Linked DNA regions of Homo sapiens: regions 1 and 2 are each linked to region 3. The links are chromatin contacts, found by Hi-C or POLR2A ChIA-PET in ENCODE. All regions are on one chromosome and are shown on one strand. The core of a region is the stretch at or near the end of the contact, and the rest is flanking DNA. Distances in the headings are between cores, read along the strand shown.

Evidence for each region. A loop is a pair of places that touch in the nucleus more often than their neighbours do. ChIA-PET counts read pairs that join two places held with the same protein, here RNA polymerase II (POLR2A). Pooled maps may share reads with other maps.
Region 1: a loop to region 3 is called in a map of endothelial cell of umbilical vein, with 6 times the contacts of the local background. The contact joins two enhancer-like sites. A Hi-C loop is called at or near these places in 3 of 168 maps with a recorded cell type or tissue (A673, Calu3 and endothelial cell of umbilical vein) and 1 of 50 pooled maps. POLR2A ChIA-PET finds 5 or more read pairs at or near these places in 4 of 52 experiments (AG04450, BJ, activated CD4-positive, alpha-beta T cell and 1 more).
Region 2: a map of Calu3 shows a loop between it and region 3 (4-fold over the local background). The contact joins two enhancer-like sites. A Hi-C loop is called at or near these places in 2 of 168 maps with a recorded cell type or tissue (A673 and Calu3) and 2 of 50 pooled maps. POLR2A ChIA-PET finds 5 or more read pairs at or near these places in 2 of 52 experiments (AG04450 and HCT116).

The regions. Positions count from the first base shown.
Region 1 is chr7:34,068,004-34,071,658 of GRCh38, forward strand. All of the region lies in intron 11 of BMPER (BMP binding endothelial regulator), which reads left to right. Among named protein-coding and RNA genes, the nearest start is that of BMPER, 160 kb to the left of the region's middle. Within about 2 kb of position 1,813, at least 3 of the 41 ENCODE cell types and tissues checked have a DNase peak (open chromatin) inside an H3K27ac peak, as active enhancers do; they include A673, where a contact is called at or near this core.
Region 2 is chr7:33,985,037-33,988,503 of GRCh38, forward strand. The region is part of intron 6 of BMPER (BMP binding endothelial regulator); the gene reads left to right. Among named protein-coding and RNA genes, the nearest start is that of BMPER, 81 kb to the left of the region's middle. Within about 2 kb of position 2,163, at least 5 of the 41 ENCODE cell types and tissues checked have a DNase peak (open chromatin) inside an H3K27ac peak, as active enhancers do; they include A673 and HCT116, where a contact is called at or near this core.
Region 3 is chr7:34,034,039-34,037,823 of GRCh38, forward strand. All of the region lies in intron 6 of BMPER (BMP binding endothelial regulator), which reads left to right. Among named protein-coding and RNA genes, the nearest start is that of BMPER, 130 kb to the left of the region's middle. RefSeq lists an enhancer at 361-1,560. Within about 2 kb of position 2,398, at least 11 of the 41 ENCODE cell types and tissues checked have a DNase peak (open chromatin) inside an H3K27ac peak, as active enhancers do; they include A673 and HCT116, where a contact is called at or near this core.

The DNA of each region.
Region 1 (3,655 bases), core at 563-3,062, 33 kb after region 3:
ATTAACAATCACCACCATCATCATCCACAGATAACAATAATAGCAATAATAACAACAGTAGTACCCACCAGCAGCAGCAGCAGCTAATATTTATTTGGCATCTGCCGTCTCTAAACACTATCTTGGGCAGTCTCATTTGGTTTCATTTGATTATCACAGCCGTCTTGTGGTCAAATAGTGCTGTTAGCTCCATTTTACAGTTGAGGGAACTGAGGCTTAGAGGTTAAGAAGGACGCTCAAGATAGTTGTGGAGCCTGAATTCCAACCAGGTAGCTGGCCCGAAAGCTTGGTCTGGAATTACTTCCCTTAGCTTCCTTGTCATTTTGTACAGTTTGATAACCAGTTGAAGTTAAGAAGGGGAAGAGAAGGTCTGGAGGGCTTTACAACTTGTAAGCATTGGAGACTGGCGAAGGACCTTAAGAGGAATTTCCAATTAACAGTGTTGTCCCTCCAACCACACCTGGTTGGAAATGGAGACTCAAGTCCCCAGGCTTTCTTCTACTGTGGCATCTCCGTCTTTCTGCTCAAGTACAGAGAAGTGGTGGTTGGTATGCTCTGAGCTCACTGACAAACTGGCTTGGTTTTCCATTTTGTTTGTTTTCCATGTCTACTAGTTTTTCCAGTTTTTTTTTCTCGTGGTAATTCAAGTTACTGGGGTCAAGTGAAGATCTCCCCAAATTTTCTTTTTAAGTACACATAGTTTTGAACTTGAAATAACTCTGTATATAATTTCCACCAGGAATGGGTAAGAGCAGAGTTGCCCTGCCTTTGGAGCTCATCACCATTTTAGCATCAGGAAATTTGTAAGTGAAGGGACCTTAATATGAGGTTAGACCTCTCACTTCACAGGTGAGGAAACTGAGACTCACAGCAGTACTAACTGAATGAGCTGGGATGAGGACTTGCATATTTTTAAAAATCTCCTAATCCAGTATTCATTCTACAGGCCTCCCTGGATTTTTGCTTGGGAAAGCTATTTTTAATATAGGTGTAGCATTATGACATAGTTCAATTAAAAGCTAGTTTCTTGCTTAATTTCAAAAGAATGCATTTTATATAGAAAAAGATATGCGAATTCATTATTAGACATCTGGTACAATGTAGCCAAGGCTGCCATGTTGAATCTCAGGAAAATTGCAAGTATCCAGTTTTGACTGAGGGTATGTGTGACGGAAACTCCTTGGTAATGATACACCTAAAATACAGCTAAACGACAAAACAAATGAACAATAGAAACCCCAAGCTGTGAAACTTAAAAAATACACTTGGTGGGAAGTACTGTATAACTAATTATACATTACTATATGCAGAGCTGAGGCAGATTTATTCCTCTTTGGAGGTCACATCTCCTATGAGCAAAATAAAAGCAACAAAAATTGCTACTTCTGCTGCCTCTGCAATTGCTCCTATAACTAACAGCGACTTATTGAACATTAGTCCATATCAGTCAGGTATTGTGATAAATGCTCTCCATTTTGCCATTTAATCCTTACCATGTTCCTATGAATTAGAAGCTGTCATTAGCCTGAGGGTGAAAGAAATTAAATAGTTTGTGGTCAGCTAATACACTGGCCTACGAGACTCCAAAGCCCAAACTTTTATGCACTATTCTCTGTTCTCTATTGACTACATTTGTATTCATTTTGGAGGTTCACTTCCAAACAGATATGAGGTTTGCCAGTTACTTTCTTTTATACATGACTAGTGGCTTCTACTTACAAGCAGTTGTATTTACTTACTTTTTAAAAATGTACCTACATTTATGAGGTCACTTTAACCTCTTCAGTCTCTTAGGTTACAATACTTCAGTTGTAACCTTTGCTGGGAGTATGGAGAGATGACTCATTAGCTGTGCTTTGCATGGCCCTTTGATGTGAAATTCATATTCATGAATGCTGTCATTCTTTCTTCTTATCTCTGTTCCCTTCCGCGTTAGTACTCTCTGCCCTCATTCATTGCTACACCCCTCTTCTCTGACTTTCCATATCCTTCTTTAGTGCAAGTATCTGTTGTTTTACTTTTTGCTTTTTCATCTTGTAAACCCACAGCTCCACTTTCATGGTGCCCTTTCTGTACTTTCTCACTCTGGTTTCAGATTTGTTTAAGCTTTGAGGTCCTTAACATATCACTTCTTAACAAGATGCTAATGTAGTAGATCTCAGCTTCTTGGAGAACATGTTCTTTCAAAGTATTGCATTTGAATTTTGTTAATAGTTTCTACCTTTGATTCCCCCAATTATTTGAGCTGGGAGTTGGATGGAGGGGCTAATGGCTGTTTCCAATCCCTGTTTGTTGACTGAATTCTGGCACCCCCATATCCCAGCTGCACAAGATTTGAGCCTTAATGTTATTTCTCATACTTTTGGCATTTCTCCCCCATGTTGCTAATCAATCATCAGGTTTGCTTGATTGTCTTTTTGTGATGTTTTTCAAATAAATACTTTCCTTGCCATTCCCATGGCAGCCGGACACTCATCCTATTGCTTGCATGTAATCTCCATCTCTCTTCTCCTTCACCCCTTTTTGCACACCCCTGTCAGAACCCAAACTTAGCTTTCACAGAAACCTACACCAGCTTCCTTCCCTTGCGGTTTCCCAGAGTTTGTTTTATAAAACACTAGTGCTGAGGGATAATGATGAGTAATATTTTCAAAACAAGGTTCTGTGATTAAATACACTCAGGAAATGCTGGGTCAAGTAAACTTAAATGTGTTTTCTTACTGCAGAATTCTCAGAGCCCTTAATATGCTGACGTGCATGGTGAAAGAGGTTGGAGTATAGAGTGCCTCCCAAACTAATTTGAGCGGCAGAGCTTTTTTTTTTTTTTTTTTTTAATTTCTACTTATTTTGGCAGAGCAACAGGCAGGATTGATGTTTCACAGGAAACACATCAAGAAATGCTGGTTGTTTGGAATACATTTAAACTTCTCAGGCTGGCAGTAAATCTCAGGCCAATTTATTTAGACAACTTGGGTGTCTTGTATCTCCCGAAGCAGCTCTGCACTCTGGTGCGATTGGCCTCCTGCTCTTCTTGTATAAGCTGCCCTCTTATCTATGTCCATGACTTTATTTACATTCTTCTTTTGGCCTAGAAGGCTTACTTCATTCTAGCCCCAAATCTGTATTTTATGTCTTTTATAGACTACCTCAATTTACATTGTCTTTTCAACAAATCTATACTTTCTAAGTTCATTACAGTCTTACTCAACCCCATTTTAGCCAGCACTAGATAACTATTTGCTAGACTTGCATAACATTTATAATAAGCAAATGAATAATGACTACTCTGAGTATCTCTTATGTTCTAGGCAGCTTTGCAATGCTATCTTTATAATCACCCGGCAAGGTAATTGTTCTTAGAGTCATGTTATAGGCAAACAAATTGAGGTTATGTAGGTAGTTTGTGCATGATTTTATAAGCCTTAAGTGGCAAAATCAGGATTCAAACACAAGACTCTTCAAAGCAATAATATGCTCAATGACTGCCAAGCTCCAAGGAGGCTTTAAAGCTGGAAGCCAGGTTAACTTGGAGTTGTGAAACCCATCTCTTTAGCTTAGATATACAGTTCTCTCAATTGATAAATAAAAACTTCTGGTTTAAGTAGGGAAGAAGATGTTTTAAGGTCGGTTCTTGGATAGTGAGAGTGGCAAAAAT
Region 2 (3,467 bases), core at 913-3,412, 49 kb before region 3:
ATTCAAAAATGAAGAGGAATTCACTTTTCCTTTTCAGCCAAATACAATCTATTGACTTGTGAAAATAAAACCATAATGCAGCCTTTCTTGTGCCACATATAAAGCATTGTATGATAATTTCAAAAAGCCTAGATATATTGAGAAATTAAAATAATTGTACAACTCGAGGATAACTACTGTTAATATGATTTGATATATTTCCTTCTAACTTTTTTCCCTCCATATGTACCTATAATTCTGTAGGTAGTTTTATATCCTTGTTATTTTCATTTAACATTATATTGTGAATATGTCTCCATTTCATGAAAAAGTTGAGAATACTTTTAAAAGCTACATAATATTTCCATAAAACCATAATTTCATCATTTTCAGTTGTTAAAAATTAACATTTTCAGTTTTTACTATTTTGAATAATGTGACAGATATCTTTGAAAATTAATCTTTTTTGTTTCTCTGATTATTTCTTTGGCTAAGTTCTATAATTAGTGGGTCAACGAATCAAATATCTTAAGGGGTGTGTGTGTGTTGCTGAAGTACTTCAAATCAATGTCTTAATTCCCACTCCAATAATCAGTATATAGGTGTATACTACATATTTCCTGCACCATAACTATTTTCCATTTGGAAATCTTGTTTTCATGGCATTTGGCTTCTGAAACTGAGCATTTTCCATATGTTTATCAGCCATTTGTGTTTTTTTTTTTCTGTAAATTGTCTGTGTTTTTATTTCTAATGTTTCTATTGGGTAGTTAAAGTATTATTGAAGTTTATATGTGTATGAAGGATCTTAATCCTCGGCTAGATATGTTAAGATGCGTTTAAAAACACTGAAACTGCTTTGTGTGCCATTTGACCTTAGTATGCATATGGCATGGTAGATAATTGCATAGTTTGCTAAAATCCCATGTCTTCTTCCAATCTTTACCCCTCAAATCTTGATCCAAATATATTAAAAAATAGAAAAGTGAGTCAGCATTGTCAGTTCCCACATTTATTTTGTCCAAGACTTTTCATTATTTAAACTCCTTCTTTTCCATCTCTAACTCCTTCGTTTTGAGATTGCGACCTTCTGTACCTGCTCCCATATTGATATGACTCATTCTTTTGAGTTTCTATAGTGCTTCCTCTCATACTCATGGCTCTGCAGCCTCCTAACCTCCCTAGTCTTCTCTCTTTCCTTCTTGGCTCAGAAAGAGAACTATCCAGAATCCCCCTACTCTCCAAGTCTGGTTCTCATTTGGGCTCCTCTGCCCATCTCTTTCTACTTTTCCTAGGATGTTGTTCTGGGTTTCAAATTTTAAAGTCCTAGTAGACAGGGATAATGTACCTCACAGCTTGAGTACAGTGTCTTACACATAGGAAACAGTGAATATTTGGCTAAATAACTAGTCTTATAGCTGTTGATTTGAGTATCCATGTTCTTGAAAATGAGTTATACAATCTAGAACTTTTCTACCTTCCTACTTTGGTCTTGATGCCCATCTTGAAGGCAGTAGGAAAATATTCATGGTTTTAATGAGCATGGTTACATGAAAGATTCATGATAAATCTGTAGAGGAAGAGGCTCCAACCACAACCATTGCAAAAAGCTGGTAAGGAGACTTAAGAGTAGCTGTGTGAAGAGGATGGAACGGGGGGTGAGCTCAGGGGACAGCAAGTCTAAGAATGTATCATTCTGTGTTGTGGGAGGACGAGAATGGAAATATTCATTAATGAAAATAAAAGAAATATCCTTTTTAGTCAACAAAATAGGATAAAATATTAGTCTCAGAGTACTTTAGGACATTTCCAGAACTTTCTGATCTTTTTGTCCATTATTAGCCAGATAACTTCATTTAAAAAACCAGTTTGGTACCTCTGGGCCTGCGGCTTTCCCTGCTCCTTTGTTTGTTTGTGCTTCGTGGCTCCCCTCCCCTCCTGTGCCCTTCTGTTCCATCTCCTTCCCCGCCTGCTTCCACTTCCCTGTCCCTGGTCCTACTTGAGCTTCCCCTCTTCCATTCCCATCAGGCGCTCTGCACGATAGCCTGGTATTAGTAAAGTACCATGAGTCATTTTCATTGCTATCTTGGTCTCTCCTCAAATAACTATCCCAGAATTTTGCACACACTAGATATTCAGGAAATATCTTTTGAATGAATTGATTACACATTCTGGCACCTTTTAAATGTCATTCAAATGTTCGATTTGGAGGGTGGCAGTGCTCCTGTGGGCCTGTGAATGGCTTCAATTACCACCATTCCCTCAGAGTGGAATTTTAAATGGTACCACTTGTTTGGTGTGTGAGCCGCGATGTGTTTGCATCTCAGGGAGCCACAATCCTCTCTGAAGATTGGAGGATGCTGAACCACAAACACACAAGGAGAAGAGTACTTCCTCTGCACCATCCAACATTCCCTTCTCAAGCCCATCTCTGAGCCTACACTGAGTCATACGCAGTGACTCATCCTTCTGAAATCCACCTAAGATCTCGAGCTGTGGTTTAGAAGAGCCAACTTGAAATACTGAGCAGACTTTGTTGTTTGGAGAGGACACGGCCTCCTTGATCTGGGTGCACCTTCCATATAAGGGGCCCCATGGCAGGTATAAGTGACCAGGAGTCAGCTCCAGTGTCAAACATGTCTATCACAGAATCCTACTACTTTTTTTTTTTCCTCTTGTGCCTCTCTTCTGTTCTCTGTGATACACAGAGTCAGACAATGTGATCATGATTAACCACATTATGTTCCAGATGTTAAATTACAAAACTATGTGAGGACTTCTTAAACCTCTGACTATTGCTAGAATTAAACAGCAGAAAAAAACTTGATATTCATAATGAATAAAAAGGAAAACTATAGTTTATCCATGCCATTCTCTTTAGGCAAAAGGAGGAGGTACCAGTTTCATTTCTGACTTGATTAGATATAAATGTGTAATGTAGTCAAGCGTTAACAAAAGCAGTTACTCATTATGAAGGAGTATCTTTTGGTCATATTTTAAGAACTAACATTTAATAATAGAAAAGTTACTTTTTAATTTCAAAACGAATATGAAAAATTACTCTCACTACATTATTCATACTGATATATATCTTAATTTTTTTCATGCTGTCATTTTATTAAACAAGTGTTTAGTGTCCTTTCACATATTGGATTATAGGGCTGTGTTGACTTTAGGGATCTTTTCCCCACCAGTTGGGGTGATGAATGTGATTGGCAAATGCTAGGAGTGACTCTTTTTTGACATTGATGGGAAATGCATTTCTTTTCAGTGTCAAGTTCAACAACAGGAGAGGGAGGGGACTCTTGAGAATTTTGGATTTTGTTATTAGGTTTTCAGCATCCATAATATTCATAAACAATAGACACAGCTGTCTTTAATAACTAAGCCCACTAACTGAATGGACAGAACATATGCCCAGAAAAACATCAGATTGTAAGAGAATTTTTTTTTCCAACACAGAAATTTTCAGAGATTGAAGCAAGATT
Region 3 (3,785 bases), core at 1,148-3,647:
GTCACAGTTACGGAGCTGTGGTCCACTCAGACCTCACCCATGATCATAAGCTTTCCATCCAGCCATGGCCTCACTGAGGTGCTACTCCCTTCTGGCGTCTCAGCATGTTCTGGCCAAGATTACAAGACAATGCTTCTGAACCTGGCCTAATATTATTCCAGGAGAACTTCAATTTAATATAACTTATTGGCCAAACACTTCTTCTTTCTGCTTGGCCAATACATGAATCAATTTGTCAGAGAATATGCCTTGTGGATTTGTGCTATACTGCCAAATGCTGAGCATTGCTGACATAGATCATCTTTCAGTAGGAAGATGGAGAGCCTTCCTAGAAAGTCGGAGTTCATGATAGAGGAAATACCACTTTCCTGAGCCGGAAAAGATTCCCTCTTCTGCCATGTCTGTCTGCTGTTGTGCCCTCTGTTTGATGTTGCCACCATTTTTCCAAGCACTTTGGTTCTCAGCCTGGCACAGCCACTACTTCCACCATCTTTGCACATTTCAGCTAGTGTCCTGGAGGCCTCAGATGACAAAGCAGTATGGAAGTCTCCACTGAAGTGGCAAGGGCCAATATCACTTTCCTTTTTCTGTGTTCTACTCAATTATAGGACACCTAAATCAGTAGGGCCTATACTTGAATCTCACAAAGATTTTAGTTAAACAATTCTTTTGTGCTTTTACTTTCAGTATTCTTTCTCCTCTAGGAGAATACAGGCATCTGTGGTACTGAACTTGGGATGATGTGAGTGACAGATGCCAAGTTATGTTGGTGATAGCATGTTCCTTCTGTCAGGCTCAGTCAGTAGGTGATTCTCTTGTTGTTCATCTCTTCCTCCCTCAGGGTGGATTTTCTCTCAGGAGAAGCCGATGAGTGAACCTCTCCCTTTCACTGGACCTGCCCAGACATGTCAGAACACTAGCTTTGGCTCATGCTGGGACCCCCCACCACAGCTGGTGCCAACAGACTGTACACTTGTTTTTCTTTGATCATATATGGCCTAGATTAGGATAGTCCCAAGAGCTTGCCAAGATTGGGTTGCAGCCTGTCTCAAAACACAAACTTAAAATTGTTTGACAAGACCAATACCCAGGAGCATCATGAGTTTGAATGAATAGTGCCGGAAACCTCTAGTCTCTCTGCGCAGTGTTCCTTGATGGAGGCCACGGAGTGTTTACTATAGAACTTCATGACATTGTACTTACAACATTTTAGATTTTGTTAAAATTTTAGGAAATTGCCACCTGATACAAATTAGAGAACTGCACATAACAATGGATACCAAATAGATATTTTGGATTTATTTCATTTAAAGACCATAGTGTCTGACATACAGAAACTCAAATGTATATTGAAAGGGTGAACAAAAAGGATGCCGTGACTTCAATTGCTATTTAGAAATGAAAATGAAGTTTAAATGTAATCTTATTTTTCCGTAGTGTGCTCAGGCATACTAAGGAAAACCTCAAAGACTTCTAAGTATAATTTTGTCAATACAGTGAGAGAGATTCAGGTATATCTTAATTAAGAGTCATTCATGTCAAGATAACAGATATTTTTTGTACCTCAAGAAACCTCAATGGAGCACAAACATTTTTGAGTTATTTTCAGCTTTAACTGACAACCCAACAAGAAGGTGTTTAACTGAAAACCAAACACTTCTGATGTTACTCTGGCCTCACTGTGTGGCTAGGCACTGTGGAAGACAGAAGAAATATTAATGAATATGGCTTCTGCCCTCTGTGAACCTTCAACCTACTTTGGGACAAACGATAAACCCATATGAAGCATTGTGGGAACAAAATAAAACAATATAAACTATTTTAGGTAGCCAGAACTTAAAGGTCAACAGAAAGTTTTAGGAAAACAGTTCATTGGTGATGTCTTGGGTTTCTGTCTCTGCAGTTCCGTATTTGTAGAAGTCTTGAGCAGTCAAAGGCCTCCGTTCGGCTTTCTTCTTAGTGCCTATCCAATGTTGTTGTGATGTAGATAGCCTGGGGAACATGAAAAAATGCCCTTTCTCCTGCATAATGGTGTTATTTCCTTCCTTTTAGGAATGGCTCATAACTCATAGGAGGTGTGAGTTCTAAATGATTGTTCTTTTCATCTGCCTGGAAGCGGGCCAGGCTGTAGATAAAGCGTTTGATGTGTCAGCAGTAGGCTTGTAACAGCTTTGACTACTTCCGTGATGATGAAAGTTTGAACTTTGATAAAAATGGCAAGAAAAGGAAAAGGGCTCATTTTCTTCCTTTCACTTTTTTTTGTTTGTTTGTTTCTGGGCAGCAGTTGAGAAACATCCTACCAGGGTGGTCTGCAAGGTCTCCAGGAATCTGAAATATTAGGAGGTGTTCTCCTGTGGATTTACTTGTTTATTTATTGATCGTTTCAGAGAGGGAACACCCAGGCTCAGAGGCATGGCAGGAGCTGGCTGTCAGGGCCCTTATCAGCAGGCCCCGCCTCTCCTCCAGTTTCAGCTCAGTTAGCCCTGGAAGGGGAAAGACCTTGCTGGGGGCAGATCACTGAGTCCAGCTATCATTCAGCACCTGCTTCCACACACCACACAATCTAGGGGTGCAAATCTACTCAGACTTCCAGAGCTTTGCCTCTCCTCTCGGTTCCCAGGGCATTTGTTTAGAGATCTCATCTGAGCTTGGGCCTATAGGGTGGGCTTATCTTCCTCATTCTAAAATAGACAAAGAGGAAAGTAAAATAGCTGTGGACACCCAGAACCAGTTGGAATTTGCCTCAAACAATATCGCAGTCTTTCATCAGTGATTTGTGTGTCTGCCTGAGTGGAAAGCCTGAGTTGGTGGAAGGAGAAGAATTTCTTTCTTTTTCAAAGAAAAAACGTAAAAGAAAACAAACACATGAACAAACAAACAAGGAAAACTGCCATTCAGCTAAGTGGCAGGAAGAGCTAAGATCAAGGACTCCAAGGGGAAGATGAGGCCAATTTTACCTTTAAAAATGAGACTTAAGCAAACACAATAACCAAATCCCCTTTTCAAATGGAGTTTAGTGGCTGGGCAGTGGGGCTCACACCTGTAATTGTGCTTTGGGAGGCTGAGGCACGAAGATTGCTTGAGGCTGAGAGTTTGAGGTCACAGTGAACTATTATTGCGCCACTGCACTCTAGCCTGGGTGAGAGAGACAAGTTGTCTCTTAAAAACAAACAAACAAAAAAGGGATTAGTGGAACTATGGTAAAGACATTTCCATCATGTATTTATTTAATAATCTAATATTTGCTTTATGAAATTATGATCTTTGGCTCTGCCGCTGTATGCAGTTGAAGTTTAACACTGTCTCTATAGCCAGGCTGGACCTGCTCACTTGTGCAGCTGTAGAAAGAAGGCATCTAGCTGTGCTATTCACAGGCTGAGGCCTCACAGTGCCTGCTCTGTAACCCCTCCACCGAGACCGGTTGAGGCATTTTTCTGTAAGAATCTTGAAATATAGCAAACATGGTTAAACTCTTTGGGAGTCATCTAGCTGACCATGAGAGGACATTGATGTCCCTGCAGGGCTCTGTAGCCTGGGCCAGAGGGTGCCTGGCCAAGTCCCACAGCTTAGTGGGAACTTCAACTTAAGGGGTTGGTGCTGGCCAGCAAGACTGGCATAGCGCCCCTGAAAAGACCTGTTGGCAACAAAGACAGTTTTCTTACTTCATTAACACCGAAAGTTGCTCCTGAAGCTGTCCATCAGCGCTTATAATTTGCCTATGACAAAAGGAGAGGGCGAATAAGACGAAAACATTGGATTGTCTGGTTTGAATTTCACCTTCTAAC